3 separate regions of the Homo sapiens genome follow, and regions 2 and 3 are each linked to region 1. The links are chromatin loops, found by intact Hi-C in ENCODE. Cell type or tissue: heart right ventricle. All regions are shown on one strand.

Region 1 (8,000 bases):
GTGGAAATGCACATGACTTGGTTGAAACAAAGCTCCTCAGTGGCCAGTGACATCCAGGTTTTTCTTAGGTAGCTGAGACTCAGGGCTTATCTCACCTTCTCAGAATGCTTTTGAAGAATCAAGAGATAAAAATCTCAAACAGAAAACGATCACCTTTGCTCACAAATAGTGTATAGGCCATAACTAAATACAATTAAAAACAAAAAAACGCTGAGATGCATGTATTTTTTTAAAGCAGCTTTCGAAATATCAACCACAGCATTAAACATTGAACAGAGTACATTCCAAAGTTAATACAGATAAATGGTATATAATGCAATAATGCCACAGAGTTATTCCATCAATGTTTCAAGGCTGATTCTAAACTGGAAGAAAAAAAAATTTCCTAGTTTATTTGCTGAAGATGTCACTTCTTTTGTTACTTCTTTATAGTTCCCCACCATTGATTTTTTTTTTAATGCCCCAGGATGTACAGATAACCCCCATATTCCACACCTGGAACTTTTTTTTTGTCAGGTTTTCAAATAAAACCAAACTACAGTGACAAGATAATGTTTTACATGTAATTCCATAGACAGGGGTCAATTAATCCATGACACCTCACTTCAATGCTTCTTTTAGGATTTGTGACCCTCTCCAAAGTCATTTAAAGCCTTGCTTTAAACTCACAGGTGGGCCAAGGCCACACAGCCAACGTGCCATGTGCTACAGCCAAAATGGGCCGTGGCCATTGCCTCTCCTCACGTTCCCAGCCTTCACCATGTCCTTCTGATAGGAAGGGCCCAGGGCCTCTGTTCCTTCCCTCTACAGTGATACATGTCTTAAGAAGGGTCGTGGCTCCCATGCTCCACGTGAAAACGGGCCTACCTGGAGGGCCCCAGGGTGACAGGCCCAGCCACACCCCTCTACTGCTCTTTCTTGACAGTGGAATTCTGAGCTCCATCAGCTTCCAGACATTCGGAGACCACACTGCCCTGTTGATCATCCCTGGAGGAGGCCAGTGAGGGCCCCGGCTCAGTTCCAGGACCAGGCCTCCAAGCTGGGACACAGGCAGGTTCTGCGGACTTCGGTCTCCTAAAAGCAGGCACTTGTGGCGGCCTGATGCTCTGGGTAACTCTAGCCTTCCTGATGCGGAAGTCACCGAAATGTTCACTTCCTCAAGTTCCAGAGGATTCTGTTTCTTACTCAGACAGAGCCAGTATTGGGAGTTGGGGGGTGCGTATCCAAAATATATGAATATACACAATCAGGGCTTAAGGTACTGGATGATATTGTATAAATTGCTAAAATGCTTTTCTCGGCACAATTGGTAGCTTAAAAAAATACTTTCCTATGATTTAAGGGCATTTTTCCCATCGCTGTCCTTCGGCGTGGAAATCTCAGTGGGTACTAGGTCCATCTGAAGTTCCCAACTCTTTTCCTCCCACCAGGTATGCATCATGTGAGTCATATGCAAAGAGTCTCTTCTTCAGGCCAGGGAGGCATGGACTTCCCCCCACAGGAACCCTCCCTCTGTTAATATCACAGCCCCCAGGGCAAAGAAATGCAAGTGAATGAACACCTTCTCCCCAGCCTCCAGCAGCCAGAAAGCCAGCTTCCCCAATGATCAGGTCCTTTTTCCATCCGTCTGCTCTTCAGATGGTGATCCGGCCAACAACATGGAAAGCGAATCTATGTTTACAGGCACAGAACATCCAGGTGGAGCCACACGAAGCGGTGCTTGGCAATTAGTGGTCGGATTTCCAAAGACAGGAGTTTTGATGGGACTGTCTTAAATAAATAAATCTTTTTTTCTTAATAATGTAAAAAATAAATGATATTTCCCTTTGGCAGTAAATAGCTGATTCGACGTTTTGCCTGAAGACTGTTAATTGTTGTGTGTGTGTGTGTCTGTCTGTGTGTGTGATGTTTATATGTGTGTTATTTTTTCTTAAACAGCCTGCAGCTTTGTTTCATGGTACATCACTGACAATGCATATTATTTCTACTGCTTTAGTGAACCTTTTGCATATTTGTTTGGGGCAGGCATGTTGACTTCACTTGTGGCCCAGATAGGCACCCAGGGTGATGCAAGCTCCCACCAGGGCCAAACTGAGCAGAGTCTTCAGAGACAGCCAGGAGAAATCAAACAGAGGCCGCATGCTGGGGCCGTACAGTTCCACAAAGGCATCCTGCAGTTGGGGGAGAGGAGGGAAGAAAAAGAAAGAGTATTAGAGAGAGAGCAGAGAATGCCACCCCACAGAGAAAGAGGCATCCTGCCAGGGCAGCCTGGGCACCTTCAGAAGGGTGAGAGGGGAAAAGGCAAATGCTCTTTGGAGGCCATGATTCAGAAACCACTGTTTTCATTAATTCAAGGCATATTTATTGAGACCCTCTTTACGTGCCAGCCATCTTAGAGATACAGCAGTGCATAAAATAGACTAAAAGTTCCTACTTCACGAAGCTTCCATTGAGTGGAACAGTATAGACAGCAATCAATATAAATTATCACATGGTGTAGGAGAGAGTGCTAAGGGCCGAGGAGAAAAACAGCAGAGGCAGTTAGAAAATATTAGAGGTTTTGCAATTTTAGCTAGCATGCCCATCCATAAAAGTAATAAAATCTAGCAATGATGATGACCGTCACACTCCTCGATTGAGTGTTGACATCTTATCAAATGTCTGACATGCATTATTTTAGTCTTTGTACCAAACTTTTTCTTTCTTTTTTTTTTTTTAGAGACAAGAGTCTTGCTCTGTTGCCCAGGCTGCAGTGCAGTGGTGCAATCATGACCCACTGCAGCCTCGAACTGTTGGACTCAAGAGTGATCCTCCTGCCTCCGCCTCCTGAGTACCTAGGATTACCATGCTTGGCTAATTTTTAAATTTTTTGTAGAGATAGGGTCTTACTATACTTTCCAGGCTGGTCTTGAACTCCTGGGCTCAAGTGAGTCTCCTGCCTCAGCCTCCCAAAGTTCTGGGATTAAAGGCATGCGCTTTCTCATCCAGCTAATTCTTTGTACCAATCTTATGAAGTTATTTTATTTGTTTCTGTTCTGAAGATGAAAAAGCTGAGAATCGCAGGGAATAAGAGACTTTTTAACAAGTGGCAGAGCCAGGCTTTGAACCCAGATAGAAACCAGCACCCTTCTCTCTGCTGATGCCCTGGCGTGGCTAACGGCAGCTCTATGAGAGCATTTGGTCAGTCAAGGGCTCAGTCAGTGGAGGGGCCAAGGGCGGCCTTGACTGGTGCAGTGCCAACCTCTAAGGTCAAGGTTCTCCTGGGGAAAGGGAGCTGTCAGGGGGTTTCTCTTGGGGGTGGCTAGACTGGACGACCACAACTCTGCATTTACTCAAATTGTGGATCTCACAAGGCAGGAGATCAGGGGTGTGTCACTGGATGTGCAGGTCCCTGAGAGACAAAAAGTGTCTCCCTTCCATTCCTATCTCTCCATCTCAAGTCGGGTCTGTAGTGTGTTGTAGCAAAGTCTACCCTCTGGATGGGCTTGGATTGAGCAAATCACCAATTGCTCATTTCCTAGATTTTGGGGAGATTATGTTTCACATTTGGGTCCAATGAGTATTTGGACAACTTTCTGAATGAATATTTGAATATATAAATCAGTAAATGAATTCTTTTTACTTCTGATTTATTCAGGATGAAGAAGAAAACAAGAATAGTTTCACATTATTCCCAACAACCCTGACTCAAAGCACACAGTTTTATTACAGGAAACAGTAACATACCATGACCCTGGACATCGCTGTTGGGAGGGGCTCCAACAGTGCACAGAGGGGTTCCCTTTCTCTGGGGCAAGGGCTGTAGCAGTGGGACCAGGGATTCTCTTTGTCTCCCTCATGCTGGGCATGGTTGTGGTGCACTATAGGTGCGTAGTAAATGTTTGTTCACTTAAGCTTTCTGAATACAATCATTGGTCTTTGGCTTAATGCTTTACCCAAATGCTTATGAATCTGTTTGAAATTACTCCTTCTATATGTAACAGCCTCTGAGAATCCTGAGGTAGTCTTGATGAGGATTTAAAGCATTGTTAGGGTAACTTTCCACATTATTAAATATAGATTTATACAATTATTTTCATGATATATAAAATGTGCCATACTTTAAAAAATTCATGTTTATAGTGTTTAAAACTTTTGCTATTATAAACAATATCATGATATATTTTTGTATATAAATTCTTGTCTATTTGTTCAGTTGCTTTTTTGAAACAAACTCCTAGAAGTGACCTCAGTTAACCAGTCATCAATATTGCTTCCAGACATCATGAAGGGCTTGCCTTGAGCCATCCTCACATTCTCATGGATTGCCCTCCAACCAATGCCACCTTTTACAAAAGGCAGGCAAGAATTTAGGGCGAGGGTCACACTGAGAGTGATCCTGTCCCCCAGGGGACATTTGGCAATGTTTGGAAGCATTTTTAGTGGTCATGATTTGGGGTGAGGGTGCTACTGGTATCTAGTGGGCAGAGGCCGCGGATGCTGTTCAACATCCCACAATGCACAGGGCAGCCCCCCAATGCTAACAGGGCCGAGGCTGAGAAACTCTGGTTTATAAGATGCTCTGTAATCACAGACCATAGAAGAACAGATGACCCATCCTGTGTGTCAACAGCATTGGTCAAATCAGCACAATCAGCTAGCCCAGACCAGCGACTGCTAACCCAGTGGGCCTTCTGCATCTTTGGAGGTCCTTGGTTAACTTTTACCAGGAGAGGGCGCAAGGGCTTTCTTCTTCTTTTTAAATATCTATTGTTAAACATTTCTAAATTTCAGTGTTAGAAAAGCGAGGCAATAGACGTACATAAAATGTGTGTTTAGTGCTCTTAGCACAGAGCTAAGGCACAATCATGATTGTCTGCCAAGATGCACACCCCTCTCCATATAAGCAGGGATCAGTGGGGCAGGAAGGAGTCAGGACTTCTCCACAAGCCAGAACTCTGCCTCTTCCAGGGAGCAACCCAAGACATCACAGACACGGCTGCAAATGTCAACTAGTCCTCCCATCCATGCTTCTCTCTCTGAGGGATGGGTAGGCTGAAACCCCCAATAGCCCAGCCAAAAGACACCCCAAATTTGTCAGGGCACTGGCAATAGGTTGTCTGCAATTTGGCTTGACATTGAGAAGGTCAGTGGCCGGGCTCTGAATCCCTTTAGTAATCAACAGAGTTTTGTGTGGCAAAATCTGAACCAGACTAAGCCCCTGATCATTTGTCCTGTCTGGACCTGAAGCCATCCTGGGAAACCGGAGGATGCAGGGACATACTCCAGCTGGCATTTTCTCCCAGTTGGTCTGGCACACAGTGCTGGAGAGCAGAAGAAATGCTGTCCCAAATATCCCCACCTCCTCAGAGCTGGAATAATTCCCTCTCACCACCCTCACCCCCACACAAATAACAGTGCTTCTCATGAACCTAACAGGCCATTTCTGATATGCATTACGTAGAACAATGTCATTTCTAGAGTGAGATGAGCTAAACTAGCAGCTCTTGGCCCAAAGCCTCAGCATAGAGATGCTGTTGCCATCCCAGGGGGCTGAGAAGGGCATGGGACTTGGAGGAGGAGTGTGGGTGAACCCTGGCTTTGATATTTTATTAGTTTATAACCTTCAGCAGATAACCCAGCCCCGAGCCTCATTTACTTCATCCATAGCCATAAAATTCATTATTGTGAAGATTAACGTAGGTCACTCAAAGCCATTTGTAAATTGGATACAGAAAGTGAGCTCGTGGCAGAACAAACACCTTGCTCTTGTCTGTCCTCTTGCAGACCTGCTCCGCACCTACTCAACCTGCCCTTCCCCCAAGAAGTTCTGCTGAGCCTGCCGTTTTGCAGAAGCAATTTCCTCTCTTAGCTTTCTGATCTGAGGATAGTCCGTAATTTCTATAGGAATTATGAATTAAAATGTATACATCCCGTGTTCTGGTCAAAGATGGGAAGTGATAATACAATGCCTACCTATCTGTCCTTCTTTACACATTATTAGAGTGTAGGGCTAGAGGGCAAGTCATTTAACCCCCTGGAGGTTGGAGCTGGCCTCTAAACTTTGCCCTTCTACAATTCCAAAGTGCAAAGGAGACCCTGCGGCTTCGGGACTAAAATGACCTGAAAGCTTCTTTCGTAGAAAGTCTTCCTGATTTTTCAAACATCCTGATTGGGGCGATTTCCGAAGTCTGTTTGAACAGTCTGTCATTATTTGTTTGAGTTTGAAAGCTGTTTTAAATAAACACATGCTCATTTTATGTATTAAAAGCAACAAAGAGGGAAAAAGAAAACCTGGGTCGTCATGTGATTCGGACAAAATCCCAGTCTATATATTTAGGAAGCTCTGTGTCCCTTGCTCATGTCAGGACTGGCAAGGGCTTACCCGACTTCACGGATCACAGGTTCACACGGAAAGGCTGGCACCGGCTCCTCCTATGAGGAGGAGATGGGCAGGGCCTCAGCTCTGGTGGCTCTGTCCACAGTGGCTTCCCCATAAATTTCCAATTCAGAGGCCACAGAGGATCTGAGTTCCACCCAGGGCTGGCCCAAGGGGACAGGATGGCTAAACTCCCAGCCGCAGCCTTGCTGCAGGTTTGGAACCAGGCCAGGTAGGTGTGGACGGGAACAGACCAGGGTCAAGACTCCTAAACTCAGCAAAGGTGTCCTCACCCCTCCGGGCCATGGAGCACTCCCACCTGGGAGGCAGCCATCCTCCAACATTTTCCTTTTCCGTTCAGAACCTTCAAGAATTTTTTTTTTTTTTTTTTTTTGAGATGGAGCCACTGTCACTCAGGCTGGAGTGCAGTGGCTCCCAGGTTCAAGCAATTCTTCTGCCTCAGCCTCCCGTGTAACTGGGACTACAGGTACCCTCTACTACGCCCGGCTAATTTTTGTATTTTTAGTAGAGAAAGGGTTTCATGTTGGCCAGGCTGGATTCAAACTCCTGGCCTCAAGTGATCCTCCCACCTTGGCCTCCCAAAGTGCTGGGATTACAGGCATGAGCCACCACCCCTGGTCCACTTCGAGAAATTTCACGTAAACCTAAAATGAGAATTTTTTTTAAAAAAGGTCAGATTGTCAAGAATGGAAGAGAAGGTTAATTCTAAGTGCTGAAAAGAATGGCATGCGGTTGGGGATATGGGCGGGGGTCCCAAAATAACCCTTATGCCCAGGTAAAGGTAAACATGGAGACCTTTTGAATTTGGTAATGCATATCAAAAGGCTTTTAAAAAGCTTTTGTTAGTAATTTCACTTCCAGTTATTTATTTTGGAAAAATAATAAAGTGCACAGATTATGTATAATAGCATAAACCTGGAAACAAATGTCTGAAAATAGATGACTGACAGCGCGTCCACATGATGGAGTGCTGTTCAGCATTAAAAGTCATACCCTATAGTTATTGGCAAGAAATTGTGTTCCTAAGGTCATATTGAGTAAAGCAGGACAAAACGGTCAGCAAAACACGATTCCACTTCTGTAAAAACCTAACATATACATGTGCGCGTTTACAAACAGAAAAAAATAATATAAAGGAAAACGCAAAGATGTTAACAGTGATTATCGTTGAAGGCAGAAGTAGGCATGAGGACATGGCATTTAAGAGGCTATTCTGATTTTTTTCCTTAGCTGTCTTTTCTAATTCAATACAAACATGTATATTACTATTTATGAAATATATTTCAATATATACTACATAGAATAATGTTACATTCTAAGTGCTTACTTAATCTGAAAAAAATCCAGACTCCATAATTTGACAGACAAAAATGCTGGGAGATGATGTCTAGTAGTGGGGAGACATGGGCTCCCAGGCAGCAGCCATGACCTAGAACCATGCAACAGGCCCCCGGTTAAGTGAGGGCCTCCTTAGACCCTGGCCCAGAAGAACTCTCATGAGCTCTGCCCCTCAGACCAATGCCTGCAATAAGAGGTTCAGGCCCCGAGCTCAGTGTGTGTTCTCAGCTCTCTATATACTGGGGAAATTTAATATGGCTTGGCTGGCTATAAGCAAATTCGA
Region 2 (8,000 bases), 110 kb before region 1:
TCTAGTCACCACCCATACAAGGGACCACTATCCTCCTCACTGCCAACACTACAGACTACTCTTGCCTGTTTTGGACTATATAAATAGGATCATCTTCTTTTCTTATTTGCCTTTCTTTTATTTGACATTTTTTTTTTTTTGTGAGATCCACCCGTATGTAATGTGTTAAGTAGTTTGTGTTTTTCATTGTTGTATAGTATTTCATTCTGTGGATATACAACCATATATTTATCCATTCTACTGTTAATGGACATTTGGGTAATTTCTGCTTTGGGATTTTTATGAATGCCATTGCTATTCACATTCATACTGAATTTCTGTTGGATTGTTACCCAGGAGTGGAATTTCTAGGCCATAAAGCATGCATACTCTCAGCTATAGGAGACATAGATAAACACTATCTGTACCGAGTTATGCTCTCACCAATACATTAGAGTTTTAGTTGCTCCAAAATCTCATCAACCTGTGGTACTCTGTGTTGTGTTTTGTTGCCATGTCTTTTTGTAGTTTAATTTTGATGTTGACCATCTTTGGATGTGTTTATTGGTCATTGGGGTATATTCTCACGTGCGGTCCCTGTTCAAGTCTTTTGACCACTTTTCTGTTGAGTTGTTTTGGTTTTTTTTGTTTTTTATTTTTGAGATGGCGTCTCGCTCTGTTGCCCAGGCTGGAGTGTGGTGGCACGATCTCGGCTCACTGCAACCTCCACCTCCCAGGTTCAAGCGATTCTCCTGCCTCAGCCTCCTGAGTAGCTGGGACTATAGGCATGCACCACCACACCCAGCTAATTTTTCTATTTTTAGTACAGATGGTGTTTCATTGTGTTGGCCAGGATGGTCTCGATCTCTTGAGAGCTGTCTTTTTCTTATTGATTTGCAGGGCATTTTATACATTGTTGAGTGTGTGTATTACACATATCTTCTCTCACTCCAAAGCTTGCCCTTTCATCTTAATGTGATCTTCTGATAAACAAAAATATTTTTATTTCAATTAAGTCTAGTTTACCAATCTGTTTCCTTAAGGTCAGTGCTTTGAGATATTGCCCTATGTTTTCTTCTAGGTGGCTTAGTATTTGATCTTTTCCATTTAGATCTACAACACAGAATTGATTTCTGTGTGTGGTGTGCATTAGGTGTTAAGACATATTTTGTCTGCATAAGGTTAACCAATTGACCCAACATCATTTTTTTAAATGGCCAGGTTTTCCTCATTCTACTGCATTGTCACTACTGTCATCAATTAGATGACCTTGTGTGTAAGCCTGTGTCTAGACTTTCTATGTTGTTCCATTGGTTTATTTGTTCTTATGCCTTTATTACACTGTCTTAATTGCTGTAGTTTTATAACAAGTCCTTTTTAAAAAAAATTGTGGTAGAATGCATATAACAAAATTAACCATTGTAACCATTTTTATGCATACAGTTCAATGTCAGTAAGTGTATTTGCATCATTGGGCAACCATCACCACCCTCCATCTCTAGAACTCTTTTTATCTTTCCAAACTGAAACTCTGTATCCGTTAAACAAACACTCTCCATTATCTCTCCCCTAAGCCTCTGGCAATCACCATCCTACTTTCTGTCTTGATAAGCTTGACTAGTCTAGGTACCTCATATAAGGAGAATCATATGACATTTGTCCTTTAGTGACTGGCATAGTTCAATTACCATAATGTCGTCAAGATTCATCCGTGTGGTAGCAGGTGTCAGAATTTTTTCCCTTCTAAGGCTGGATAATATTTCACTGCATGTGTACACCACATTTTGTCTACAGACACTGGGGTTGCTTCCACCTTTTGCTATTGCAAATAATGCTGGTGTGAACATGGGTGTACAAGTATCTGTTTAAGTCCTTGCTTTCAATGTTGTGGGGTATATACCCAGACATGGAATTATGTAATAAGCTTTGATATCTGATAATGTAACTCCTTTAGCGTTCTTCTTTAAGTAATTTTTAAAAAATTTCCCCATGAATTTTTAGAATCAGCTTGCCAATTTAAAAAAATCTGGCATTTTGATGGGAATTACTTTAAATCTATAAATATATTTTGGAATAATTGACATTTTTATACTTTTGAGGCTTTCATTCCATGAACGTTGCAAATTCCTCTGTTTACTTAGATCTTTAATTTCTTTCAATGATGTTTTGTATTTTCAGGGTAGGGGTCTTAGACATATTTTGTTAGATTTATTCCCAGGTATTTGTATTTGATGTTTTCTTGATGCAGTTGTAAAGGTGTCATTTAAAAAACTCATTTTCTAGTTAAGCTTGCTGGTGCAGAGAAACTCAATAGATCATATATTATGAATTCTTAGCAACTTGGTTCATGGGGCGGCTCTACCTGATCTTCGAGGACACAAGTTTAAATCTCATAATGACTGTAATCTCTGTTAATTTATCTGCTTACTGAATTTTGTGAAGTATGTTAAGTGGCCCAGATAAAGACAGGGTTTGCCTGGTCTGTGCTTCACCAAAAATCACTGGGGTTGGTGTTAGCGGTGGTCACACACTGTGAACAAACGCTGGGTTCATGTCTAGGATCCAATTCTAGTGGGTTATTCCAAACCAATGGTGTTTATGCAGAGAGCACAGGCAGGAGGTGGGACCCAGGAGCCAAGGCACATGGAAGAAAGGGGCTGTTCTTGGCCGGGACAGGAGGCTGGGGCTGGGAATGATGTGAAGGCTGGCTCAGGTCTAATTTGGGAGGTGCTGGTAGTAGAATGCGCCTGGGAAAGGTGTGGACGTTTCATGTTGGGTCAGCTGGGGCCATGGAGCAAGACCTCCCAGGGTGGTGGCCTCTATGAAGGGAAACGTCTACGATGGCCACCGATGAGGAATGAGAGGGAATTGCTTCTAAACTCCTGTGTTCTCTATGTCTAGGACGGTGCCTCTGACTGTACACATATATCCTTTTTCTTTTTCTCGCTCTCTTTTTTTTTTTTTCTTTTTTTGAGATGGAGTCTTGCTCTGTTGCCCAGGCTGGAGTACAGTGGCGTGATCTTGGCTCACTGCAACCTCCGCCTCCCGGGTTCCAGCGATTCTCCTGCCTCAGCCTCCCGAGTAGCTGGGATTACAGGCACATGCCACCACGCCCGGCTACTTTTTGTATTTTCAGTAGAGACGGGGTTTCACCTTGTTGGCCAGGCTGGTCTCAAACTCCTGACCTCAAGTGATCCCCCGACTTGGCCTCCCAAAGTGCTGGGATTACAGGTGTGAGCCACTGCGCCTGGCCCTGCACGCATATTTTCTGGAAAAAGTACAGAAGATTTATTTCATGTTAAGCAAGGGGAATTTTTAGGTTGCATAATTTTAAGAAAGTCTTTTTCACAAGCAATAATAAAAACAGTAAGAATAGGAGTAATGAAGAAAATTGAGAAGAAACGACGCGAAGGTTCTCACAGTTTGTCATGAAGCCACTAGGGGGCAGGGGAAGACAGCTATTTGGAGCCGCTGAAACCCATAGCAAACCCCATCCTTTTTTTTCCCACCAAAGGAAAGCTTGAGTTAAAAAAAAAAAAAAAGTATAGCCCAAACCAAAAATGGCTTTACTATTATCAAGAATTTCTAGTTTTGTGAGGTAGCATATATTTTTTATTTAGAGTGTTGAGCATCAAATGCAACTCTAGCTTTAACTTGAAATTCAGGCTGGGCACAGTGGCTCACACCTGTAATCCCAGCACTTTGGGAGGCCGACGCGGGCAGATCGCTTGAGGTCAGGAGTTCAAGACCAGCCTGGCCAACATGTTGAAACCCGGTCTCTACTGAAAATACAAAAAATAGCCGGATGTGGTGGGCGCCTGTAATCCCAGTTACTTGGGAGGCTGAGGCACGAGAATCGCTTGAACCCAGGAGGTGGAGGTTGCAGTGAACCAAGATTGTGCCATTGCCGACCAGCCTGGGTGACAGAGTGAGGATCCATCTCAAAAAAAACAAAAAAAGAAAGAAAGAAAGAAAGAAATTCAATGGGTCAGACAGAATTCAAACTTACTGTTTAGTACTGTGCTTCCTGCTTGACCATAGGAATATACAAATACATATATATTGTGGTCACTCTCCTCAAAGAGTGTTTGGTCAAGTTCGGAAAGTGAGGAACAGATAGTGGACATTTAAAGTGGACACAGCTGCTTTCTTGGTCACTGCCATTTGATTTTGAAGGATCCTAAACCCAAAGTATGCCCAAGGGAATCAGCTTCAGGTGCAGCTTTGTTCTGGTCTCAGAAAAGTTTGAAATTGTTGCTGCATGATGGATCTTTTCCATTGGAACTATTCCCGACTCACAGAGCACAAAGACAGACAGTAATGTTATAGTGAACCACTGCCAGGTGCAGTGGAGAAGCACAGTCAGTTACCTCTGCTGGCCCTTCACAGCTTGTGAGGGCTTTTTAGTTAATTATCTTATGCAGGGAATTAAGCATTTAATGTGACCCTCCTATGGATTGAATTACAGCACCTTTTGACCCTAAGAGTCTATGATATCCCGACAATCTTATGAGGTAAGGATGAAATATAACATCCCATTCAAAGAAGCTGAGGCTCTGAGGGCTGGCTTCTCCAAGTTCATTCATGCAACAAATGTTTATGAGCTCTGTGATAGACCTGAGGAATATTAAGGAGCTCTCAGAATAATAGAGGAAAGGGACATATAAGCTTCAGAACAGAGTGTGATGTGAGGTGCCATGGAGATGTGTGCAAGGTGCCATGCAAGTAGTGAGGAAAGGTTCCAAGACTCAGCTGATGGAAAGTGACCTGTGGCAGCACAGAAGTGGTGACTTTTTAATTGCCTTAACTATCTCCAAGACACCTGGCAAAAGCAAAATTGAAACCACTATGAAGGGACATGTCTAAGATCCAAGCTGCACAGAATTCCCACAGAAGACAAAACAGAATAAAACAAGACCATCTCTGAAAGAGAATTTTATAATAAAAAATTATGAAACACTAAAGTATATATTCCATCATGAGTGAAAGTAAGCATTCATCCCAAACATGGTAGCTTTCAGATAATAAAATGCTCAATTGAAAGAGTATAATATAATATGCTTAAAGTAAAAACCATAGAAGAGAGGCTAACTAAAGAGGACAACTATGACCAGGTGGATTTGAAAAACAAAAAACAAAATAGAACCTCTAGAAATGAAAAATAGGACCTCTAGAAATGAAAAATAGGACTGTTTAAACTAAACACTCAGTGGATGAGGTTAAGCAGCTGCTTAGACACAGCTAAAGAAAGAGTTTGTAAATTGGAAGATGGAGCCAAGGGGAGATAGGGAATATTAAAAGAAACTTAAGAGACATGGGGGTAGAATAACAAGAGCTATCATATCCCTAATAAGAATTTTAAGAGAGAATAGAAAAAAATAAGATGATGGCAATTCTCAAAGAGACAATGGCTGAAATTTTTAAAAGAATTGATAGGAGATATGATTCCACAGGTTCAAGCAGCAAAGAACCCTGAAATAAAAATAAAGGCACAGCTGGACACATGAAAATAAAACTGTAGAATAGCAGAGAGGGAAAAAGGGGATTAAATTTATCTGGATCAAGAAATGAGAGAGAGAGACAGAGAGAGAGGGAGAGAGCTTATCTACAAAAGAATGACATTGCTAGATTAACAACAGCCTCCTCAGTATCTACAAGAGAAGTCAGAAGACAAGGCACAAGCTAACAGAAAATAACTACCAGTGTAGACTTCAAAACCTAGTTAAACTATTTTTCAACTTTAAGGGCAAAATACAGTCCATCCTCTGTATTTGCAGGTTCCACATCCATAGATTCAATCAACCATGGATTGAGAATATTAAGAAAAAAAAGACACAACGATACAACAGAAAAAAATACTGATTAAGAACAACACATATAAAAAGGAGGATATGCATAGGTTATATTCAAATACAATGCCATTTTATATAATGCATTATAACATCTGTAGATTTTGGTATCTGCAGGGAGTTTTGGAATATTCTGCAGATACCAAGGGAGAACTGTAAAGAAATCTCTCTCTCTCTCTCTTTTTTTTTTTTTTTTTTTTTAGATGGAGTTTCACTCTGTCACCCAGGCTGGACTGCAGTGGTGCAATCTTGGCTCACTGCAGCCTCCACCTCCTGGGTTCAAGCGATTCTCCTGCCTCAGCCTCCTGAGTAGCTGGGATTACAGTCAGAGGCCACCATGCTCAGCTAATTTTTGTATTTTCAGTGGAGATGGGGTTTCACCATGTTGGCCAGAGGTCTTGAACTCCTGACCTCAGGTGATCTGCCCTCCTCAGCTTCCCAAATGTGTTAGGATTACAGGTGTGAGCCACCGTGCTTGGCCTGTAAATAAATCTTTAATCAAATAAAAATTGTGAGTTTACTCCTAGCAGGTCCTCCCTGAAAGAAACACTAAAAAGTGTACTTTACAGAACAAAAATAAGTTGAGTATAAAAGGAATGAGTAGAATGCAGGAAGGCTCCTATTTTCCCAGTCATTTTTCTCCCTCCACCTCCTATCTCACAGTTAAAAGGGACTGGTGAGGAGAATGTACACCGGATGGCGATGGCAGGAGAACACAATGGGTCCTTCTGTCGTCCAACTGTCCCGACACTCCCCTGATCTTTGTCTACAGGGCTCACTGTGTTCTGAACACCTCTGGCTGGGGTCCACCTCAGCCCTCCCTCCCAGGGCTGAAGGTGTACGTGGCATCCACAGGGTCCCTAAACTGCATCAGAGGAACTCTAAACTGTGTAGACTGCTCAGGCTCGAGAGATAGCCATAATTTCTGGTTTGGCAAGGGAATCTCCCAGATGTCTTCTGCTATCTCCCCAGCAATATCCCATTCATAGAGGATGCTTGACTTTGGGTTCCCTTTGAATCAGACTCTAAGACAAGATTCCAGATCATGTCGTTTATTTGAAAGATAAGACCCCAGGAGATGCTGGCAGGGGAGTGGGGAAGTGAGACAGGAAGAGAAGGCAGCCAGTAAAGCCTGTGTTATCCATTCAGCTACCACTGTGGGTGACTGAAGCTTAATTCCACTTGGGAAACTCTAGAAGCCAGTGTAGAACACACACATCGGAGTTTTTACCTGAAAAGCAAGGGAGCTGGGGTATATATATATACCAATTGTCAATCATCGTTGGGTGGCTGTTCCCAGGGGCATCAACTCCCTAGCACTTCAGGCAGTGGCACAGGTAGCAAAGGGAGCTCCAGGGCAAGAGAAAGTCCTCAGGCCATGTGCTGGCAGCTACCATGGGAGCCTGTCAGCACTGAAGAAGAAGGACAAGGGAAGGTATATTGGAATCTGGCAGCATCTACTATACCCCCTTAATTCAATACCTTTTGGGCAAATGCACTTTTTTACAGGTGAAGAGAGAAAGACCCCAATAAACTCAGGGCAATAATTGGTTGTCTTCCTCATAGATAATAAGTTCTTTAGAACTTCCTATTTCTTACTGATATTTTCCAAATGAACCCCTGTCCCCAGCTCCCAGTTCTCTGGCAAACATTGGGAGGGGGTGCAGGCAGCCTGGAGCTTTTCACAATCACTAAAGTGACAGAATCTAAAAACGCCCAAGTGCGTGATTTGGCCACTGGCTTTGCTAATGGCCTAGCAGGCAGTCCAGCAGGTGGACCTGTGCTCCGAAAACCACACAGGTGCAGCTGGCTCTGAAAACAGCAGGTGATGAATTCCAAAGAAGCAGGAAATCCAGGGTACTTCAACTTATCACTGACTTAAAATACAAAAACGAGGACACACGTTTATGTTACTGATATTTGCCCAGACTTGAGTACTATAAAAAGAACTGGAGAGAAATAGAATTAGAAACATACCTTTTGGCACTCCTAAAATAAATTGGAATAAAAAGCCTTTGAGAGTGACAGGAAGAGAACACTGGGGCAGATGGCATTGCACTCTGTAATTTAGCCTTGGCCATAACCACAGTTGGGGTGACCTGTCCTAGCTCATAGAATAACTTTAATGACCCTGTTCTTTCCCTTCTTTTGTTCATTTCTATGGCCTACAAT
Region 3 (8,000 bases), 310 kb after region 1:
AGCACATCACGCCCCCACTGCTCTGTGTTTCTGCATTTTTACCACATCGTGGATACTGTTGGATGCTTCCTTTTTCTTATTTTATTTTATTTTATTTTATTTTATTTTATTTTATTTTGAGACAGAGTCTTGCTCTGTCACCCAGGCTGGAGTTCATTGGTGCTATCTCAGTTCACTGCAAGCTCCGCCTCCCAGGTTCATGCCATTCTCCTGCCTCAGCCTCCGGAGTAGCTGGGACTACAGGTGCCCGCCATCACACCTGGCTAATTTTTGCATTTTTAGTAGAGATGGCGTTTCACCATGTTAGCCAGGCTGGTCTTGAACTCCTGACCTCAGGTGATCTGCCCACCTTGGTCTCCCAAAGTGCTGGGATTAAAGGTGTGAGCCACTGCGCCTGGCCAATGCTTCCTTTTTATTTTAGGAAAACAGAACAGCATGCGGGTTTCTGCCAACAGTGGCCACTGCCCTTCATCTCCTGTGCACCACCAGTGACCCTTATAACGTGCAAAGTTATAAACCCTTTCCATGTCATGCAGTGCTTGCTTTTGGAATCAACTTTAGATTAGTTCATTTATCCCATTTGGAGCACCTGTCATTTGCTATTCTCGGACCTGGGACTTCTTGTTGGCACTCAGAAATGAGCATTCATTCGTGGTGTTTCCAGCTTTCACAGTTTCACAGGGAACTCCCTGTGTAGGGCATGATCCCTATTTTCAAAGAGCTTACAATCTATTCACATATGGAGAAATAAGCAATACACAATCCTGTGTAATAACGGCGAGTAGTGTTACAAGCAGGAACTTCAGGAAGGAGAAGAGACTGTTTTGGGCTGGGCTGGGCTGGCTACTAAGAGGAATTCATTACTGAGCTGCCTCTCGGTAGTGGGAGAGGAGAAGCTGGGCTTTTCAAGAGCAGAAAGGCAGGGGCCAAGGTGGGTGGCAGGATGGGGCCAAGGTGGGTGGCAGGATGGTGCCAAGAATGTGGTCTGTGGAGATTCTTCCCTAGAGAAGTTTTAAAGAAAATTATTTTCCAATCAATTCATAAGCTCATCTCTGCTGTGGACATTCTTTTTACTCTAACCCAGAGAAGAAAAGCAGGTATCAGGTACTGGATGCCTGAGCCTGGCTAGACCACATAGCGACATTAAGTCCCGTTTCATCACCAGTTAATGTCAATATCATACGGTTAGTGTGACAGCTAAGATGCAGCATGTGACGATACTGAGAGGCCGCAGGTTCTTGATGAAGAAATATGTATATGACAAGTTGGGATTGGGATATATTTATCTCTGTAATTTATTTTTATTTATTTTATTCATTTATTTATTTATTTTTTGCAATGGAGTCTCGCTCTGTCTCCCAGGCTGGAGTGCAGTGGTGCGATCTTGTCTCCTGCAACCTCTGCCTCCCAGGTTCAAGCGATTCTTGTGCCTCAGCCTCCCAAGTAGCTGGGACTACAGGTGCACGCTGCCATGCCTGGCTAATTTTTTGTATTTTAGTAGAGACAGGGTTTCACTGTGTTGCCCAAGCTGGTCTCGAACTCCTGAGCTCAGGCAATCTGCCCGCCTCGGCCTCCCAAAGTGTTGGGATTACAGGCGTGAGCCACTGCGCCTGGCCTATCTCTGTAATTTATTAATCTTATGTAATTTTTTTTTTTAAAGAGACAGGATCTCGCTCAGTAACCCACGCTGGAGTGCAGCACTGCCATCATAGCTCACTGCAGCCTCAAATTCCTGGGCTCCAGCAATCTCACCTCAGCCTTTCAGGTAGCTGGGACCACAGGCATGTGCCATGATGCCTGGCTAATTATTTATTTTTTTGTAGCGATGAGAGTCTCACCATGTTGCCCAAGCTGGTCTTGGACTCCTGGCCTCCAGCAATCCTTCCACCTTGGCCTCCTAAGGTGCTAGGATTATATGCCTGAGCCACAGCCCCTGACCAATCTTATATAATTTTATATAAGCATTTATTTTCAAATTAATGCGCATACTTATGTGAATAAATCTAAACAAATAGGTTTCCTAGCTCTTTTTTTTCTGAAATATTTCTGTGATGGATTGAAAGAAATTTAAAAAATAATTTTAAAGAAATCTTATCAAATGTTTTAGCTCTGAAAACAGAAAATTGTGTCTGGATTGCTGCTGTAACAATGTAACACCAACAGAATGGCTTCAAACAACAGAAATGGAGCCTGGGGCATGGTGGTTCATGCCTGCAATTCCAGCACTTTGGGAGGTGAAGGCAGGAGGATTGCTTGAGCCTGGGAGTTTGAGACCCCCAGCCTCCACAGCATGGTGAAACTCTGTCTCTACAAAAAGTAGATTTTAAAAAAAGAAAATAAACTTGTCTGGCATGGTATATGCCTGTAGTCCTAGCTACTTGGAAGGCTGAGAAGGGGGGATAGCTTGAGCCTAGGGGTTTGAGGCTGCAGTGAGCCATGATTGCATCACTGCACTCCAGTCTGGGTGACAGAGCAAGACCCTGTCTTAAAAATAAAACCAACCAAACAAAAACCAACAGAAATATATCCTGTCACTGTCCTGGAATCTGGAAGTCTGAAAATCAGGGCAATGCTCCCTCTGAAGGCTCTAGTGAAGGATCCTGCCTGGCCTAATTCTAGTTTCCGGTGGTGGCTGGCAACCCTTGGTTCTCCTTGGCTTACAGACAAATCACTCCATCTCTGCCTCCATCGTCATCACATCATGTTCTCCCTCTGTGTCTGAGTCTCTGTGCCCAAATTTCCCTCTTTTTTTTTTTTTTTTTTTTTTTTTTTGAGACAGAATCTTACTCTGTCACCCAGGCTGGAGTGCAGAGGTGCGATCTTGGCTCACTGCAACCTTCACCTCCCTGGTTTAATTGATTCTCCTGCCTCAGCCTCCTGAGTGGCTGGGACTACAGGCATGCACCACCATGACCAGCTAATTTTTGTATTTTTAGTAGAGACGGGGTTTTCCCAAGTTGGCCAGGCTGGTCTTGAACTCCTGACATCAGGTGATCCACCCGCCTCAGCCTCCCAAAGTGCTGGGATTACAGGCATGAGCCACCAGCGCCAGCCAAAATTTCCCTCTTCTGACAAGGATACCAGTCAGCAATCAAGAACCCTGAGCAATGGCAACATGAACTGAAGCTAATTCATGATCCAAATATTACTAAATGGTTCCAAGGAGAAGCAGTATCTAGAGACAGTTAGCTTCAGATGAGTAACTGCCATGAAGAGCATTCTGACACAACGTGAAATATTGACTTCCAGGTCAACCTTTTGTTATAAATATTCTGTACAAATGACAGGATAAAGCTCCTTTATAAATAAAGTAATTACCTCAGAAAATTTAAGAATTTCACTCTTCTGTGTCTAGTGGTCTGACAAAGGAATTAAAATTATTTTAAAAATTGTGATTCAAAGGGTTTTAGAAAAAAATAAAAGCAGTTCAAATACTGTTGCTCCTTTTAATGGTTTTTTTTTTTTTTTGGTCATTGGATCAATCCCCAAATACCAGTTTCATCTGCAAATTTTAAAGAAATTCTCCCACTCTTGAATTAATTTTATTTTCTTAGTTCAGTCAATCTATCTCTTAATTAACTAACAATCCAGAATGTATTAAAGACAATCTGTATTCGTTAGTTTTCCAGTTTTTTGGTCTTAAGTGTGGTAAGAATGCCCTCTACTGGCAATGCCCCGAAAATACAGTTCTCTATCCGTGCAGCTGGAACAGGGGGATTCAACGGTAAGCAGCTTGCCTTTCCTTGTAGCCTTCCTTGAAAATTGCCAGAGGTAGTAGGCTCAGGGCTAGCAACACCGAAAGGCACAGATTAGGAAACCCACTGTGAAGTAAGCCTTGGCCCACAGCCCTCTGGGTTGAATTGAAAAACGCTTACTTCTCTACAGAGCAATGCTGTTCAATAGAAAAATAATGCAAGCTACAAGTGTGAGCCACATATATGATTTCAAATTTTCTAGTGGTCACATTAAGACAAGTGTAAAGAAACAAGTGAAAATAATTTTACAAATGTATTTTTATTAACCTAACATATTCAAAATATTGTAATTTCAACATGTAATCAATATAAAAAATTAATGAGACATTTTCAGTGTTTTTGTTGCACTGATCTTTGAAATCCGGTGTGTACTTTCCACTTGCAGCGCATCTCCATGTGGACTAGACACATGTCAAGTGTTTAGTAGCCCCATGGGGCTGGTGGTTGTTGTGCTGGACAGTACAGGACCGACTCCAGAAACAAAGACAAGACGTGAGGGATATGACTTTACCTGCTTCACAATTTATAATTCATAGCTCAGGGCAATACCTTACCATTTTCCTGAAATCCGTCTAGAAGAAGACCATTATACATTCATACATTCGCTTGCAAGAATCTAGAGGTCAATATTGTGTTTGTATCATTTTTGGCGCAACAACAATTATACAAAGTAGCAGCACCAGAACTCTGGAAGGTGGATTGACATTATGTATCCAGAGCTTACAAACATTCACAGCTTCCAGATCAGCAGTTATATTGATGGAGATTGTGGCAGTGAAATATGAGCACAGCTCTGGCTTTGGGGGCCAAGTTCCTGTTTGCTGGGTTGGGCTGTGTCTCTTTGCTGGGCTGGACTGCATTTCTGCTCCCAACTCTGGCAAGACTGGGCTCTCAGGATGGCTGTAACCCTCAGCAGCACATGTCCAGTCATCCCTGACAGGCCTGCTTTGGCCTGGGCCCAGGAACACTGACACTCCTTCGGACTGCTGGTCACACTTTTGGCTTGCTTTTCTTTCCCTTTCCCTTGGGGTCTGAGGTTGGGTGGGATGGGCTAGTTAAAAATTAGATGCATCCATAAAATTAAACTAGTAATCAACATGTATAATTTTACTAATAAGTGTATAATGAAACTAATTAAATGTATTATTGTTCATGAAGGTCTTTGTCCTCCAGGCTGTTTCGTTGGTTCTAATGAGAGGGAGCCGTGGGTTATGGTGAAAGGGCATGGCTTTTCTGGACCTTCTGCCCTGGAAGGGGTATCTACCCAGAGGAGATAGACAGAGATGCAGAGCAAGATCCATGGATAAATCTATTCAACCAGCCTTTTTTATATTAGGAACAAATAGAAACAAATATTCAACAGTAGGAAATTGCTTAAAAATATGACATTTCCATATGATGGAAATTATGTAGCTTTCAAATAAGGTTTCAATTAATGTTTTCCCTCTTTTGTTTTGTTTTGTTTTATCCATGACTCCATGACACCCGAGTTTTGTAGGGTTTATTATGAAAAGCATCAGCCCCTTTCCCTTTCACTTCTCCCCTCCCCAGATGTCTCACTACCTCTGAACTGGTCATTTTGAAATTTACTTCCAGTTCTCCAAATTAGCCACATGTATTTCTGTTTGTAGATTTTCGGCTTTAGTCATTATGTATTGGCTCTTAGTTCTGGAGGAGGCACTGAGCTTCTTCCCTTCCCATCCCCACCGTGAATGCTCACCTCTCCCGTTTCCTTGCCCTTCTCTCTCCTACGGCTTCAGCCTCCTCAGGCTGGGTGCTGCTTTTGCTTTTTTTTTTTTTTTTTTTTGAGACGGAGTCTTGTTCTGTCACCCAGGTTGGAGTGCAGTGGCATGATCTCGGCTCACTGCAACCTCCATCTCCCAGGTTCAAGTGATTCTCCTGCCTCAGCCTCCCAAGTAGCTGGGATTACAGGCATGCACCACCACGCCCAGCTAATTTTTGTATTTTTAGTAGAGACGGGGTTTTACCATGTTGGCCAGGATGATCTTGATCTCCTGACCTTTTGATCCACCTGCCTTGGCCTCCCAAACTGCTGGGATTACAAGTGTGCTGCTCTCTTTCTACCCACGCTTTGCCCTGACATTTGTCTCACATCAGATTGCGGTCATCCATTTCGTTGTTCATCTTCTTTGAGGACAGTCTATGCCTTTCCACTCTGTCTTGGGTGTCTGATGTATTCCAGACACTCAGTGTTTGAGGAAAACCAAACAAGGCATGTGGAAGCCCCTAGGCTGCTGCTTTAAGAAGGGCATGGAATGCTAGCAGCAAGTAAAGCCACCCCACCAGGAACTTACAAGGCAAGGGACTACCCTGCTGGTCTCCACCATCTCTCCAAACATGTTATAGCTTAACCAGCATTCCTCACCCTCCCAAGACTTCACTTTTATGTTGAGGCTTCTCTTTTCTCCCTGTCTTTATATTGGTCAACTTTCTCCCCAAGTCTGCCTATAATTGGGAAAGCAAAAAGTAAATCAAAATCAAGAACGTTTAAAATGAATAGTCTCATTGAACTATCCCAAGTGGAGCTGAATTTTCTCCTGAAATAAGATATAGAATGGTGAAGCTTTTAGATTGGGCCTTGAAGATCAGGAAAGACATCAACAGAAGAAGATAGGGCTTATTTTGCCAAAGGGTGGTCCCAGTAGTAATCCTTTGAGGCAGCGGAGTGGGGTGTGTTCCAAGGAAAGCCACCTGTTTATGTTAGTTATAAGTTAACTGTATTTGTAATAGAGATTAGGCCATAATATTGTTGCTGTTTAGATTTGATGCACTCTGGTCTTCCAGAGGAGCTTGTATATATCTGTGAAGTTTGTGAGTTGAATGTTCGTAAATAGAGAATCTGCTAGATTCTACTGCATACCAATTTTAGGACAGGCACCATTATTGATCCTGGAGATAGAAGCAATAAAAAAAGACATGGATCTTACAGTTCAGTAGGTGAGATAATCACAGATAATGAAATAGGTAATCATGTACAATAAATGCTATGATGAGAAGCTTCTGTGAGAGTGTTTAAAGGAAGAAGGAGGAGGAGGGGTGGTTAGGGAACGCTTCCCTTGAGGGAGGACTGGCCAAAACTCACCTTTCATTAGAGAAGATTGTAAGGGGATGTGGTGCCAGTGGGCCAAAGTCAAATTCCAAGTATTAAAGTGTATGGAGATGGGACAGGTATACAAAGAAATGTCTGAAAATACAGGTTAAATCATGCATGTAATGTTATACATTTTCAAAAATCAGATATACAAAAATGTAACTTTTTTGATAACTGAATTTAGTTCTCATAAAGGGAAAAATAGTCTGGCTACTTTTAAGTATATCCAGCTACATTCAGTAATTTGGGGGCATTACTGATTTAAAGCTTTGTCACAATTGGAACAAGCTCAACCATATTCAGGATGATCACTTCAGGCACTATTCCTCTCCCTGGGATAGATATTAGGATGTGAGCTTTGCATCTGAGGCACAATAGACCCCTGGCAGGGGGTGGCCATGGGTATGTCCAGATGCCCTCCCAAGCCTAGACACACTCTTTTTTCTTTTCTTTTCTTTTTCTTTCTTTCTTTTTTTTTTGAGACAGAGTCTCACTGTTACCCAGGCTGGGTATAATGGTGTGATCTCGCCTGACTGCAACCTCCACCTCCTGGATTCAAGTGATTCTCCTGCCTCAGCCTCCTGAGTAGCTGGAATTACAGGCACGTGCTACCATGCCTGGCTAATTTTTGTATTTTTAGTAGAGACGGGGTTTCACCATGTTGGCCAGGCTGGTCTTGAACTCCTGACCTCAGGTGATCCACCTGCCTTGGCCTCCCAAAGTGCTGGGATTACAAACATGAGCCACGGTGCTCGGCCTAGACACACTCTTGTACTGCCATTACCCCTCCAGGGTTGTCATGACCTGTAACCCCAGGGGGGACTTTTTGGTAGAGACTTGCTGTCTCCCTGGGCCTCCTCCAGCATTTGAGGCTCAGGCCCTTCTTGTTCTTGGATTTTGAAAGTGAAAAGGGAGCTTTATTGTGTGTTGCTACTTCTCCTTCCACCCCCAACTCGACTTACCAAATGAAGGGCAAATTTTGTGGCCCCTACACTGACTCTTACCCTCTTACTTTCTTTCCAAGGCTTCTTCCTCTGTCATCCAAATCAGAGGGTCTTTTGTTTTATTGGAGTGGGAGTGGGGCCTAGGAGAACTGGGTCTTCTCTGTTATGCCTTCTTTAAAATACTTTCTG

Evidence for each region. Peaks named below come from ENCODE experiments on the same cell type or tissue, not always from the same donor. Only the 100,000 strongest peaks of a DNase experiment are listed, where the experiment ranks them.
Region 2: a loop joins it to region 1, with 2.7 times the contacts of the local background. A loop is called at or near these places in 44 of 110 quality-filtered maps.
Region 3: it touches region 1 in a loop (6-fold over the local background); 65 of 110 quality-filtered maps call a loop at or near these places.

What each region holds. Positions count from the first base shown.
Region 1 is chr18:63,126,589-63,134,588 of GRCh38, forward strand. It overlaps BCL2 (BCL2 apoptosis regulator), which reads right to left. Exons shown (of 3, transcript NM_000633.3): 3 at 1-2,171. The coding sequence ends at 2,037. Among named protein-coding and RNA genes, the nearest start is that of BCL2, 190 kb to the right of the region's middle. In heart right ventricle, a CTCF peak has its summit at 4,716 (motif pointing right); a DNase peak (open chromatin) is centred at 4,686; H3K27ac peaks cover 1,043 bases.
Region 2 is chr18:63,013,024-63,021,023 of GRCh38, forward strand. No RefSeq gene overlaps it. Among named protein-coding and RNA genes, the nearest start is that of PHLPP1, 300 kb to the left of the region's middle. In heart right ventricle, a CTCF peak has its summit at 3,410 (motif pointing right); a DNase peak (open chromatin) is centred at 3,400; H3K27me3 peaks cover 2,054 bases.
Region 3 is chr18:63,435,770-63,443,769 of GRCh38, forward strand. No RefSeq gene overlaps it. Among named protein-coding and RNA genes, the nearest start is that of VPS4B, 17 kb to the left of the region's middle. In heart right ventricle, CTCF peaks have their summits at 3,662 (motif pointing left) and 3,864; a DNase peak (open chromatin) is centred at 3,726.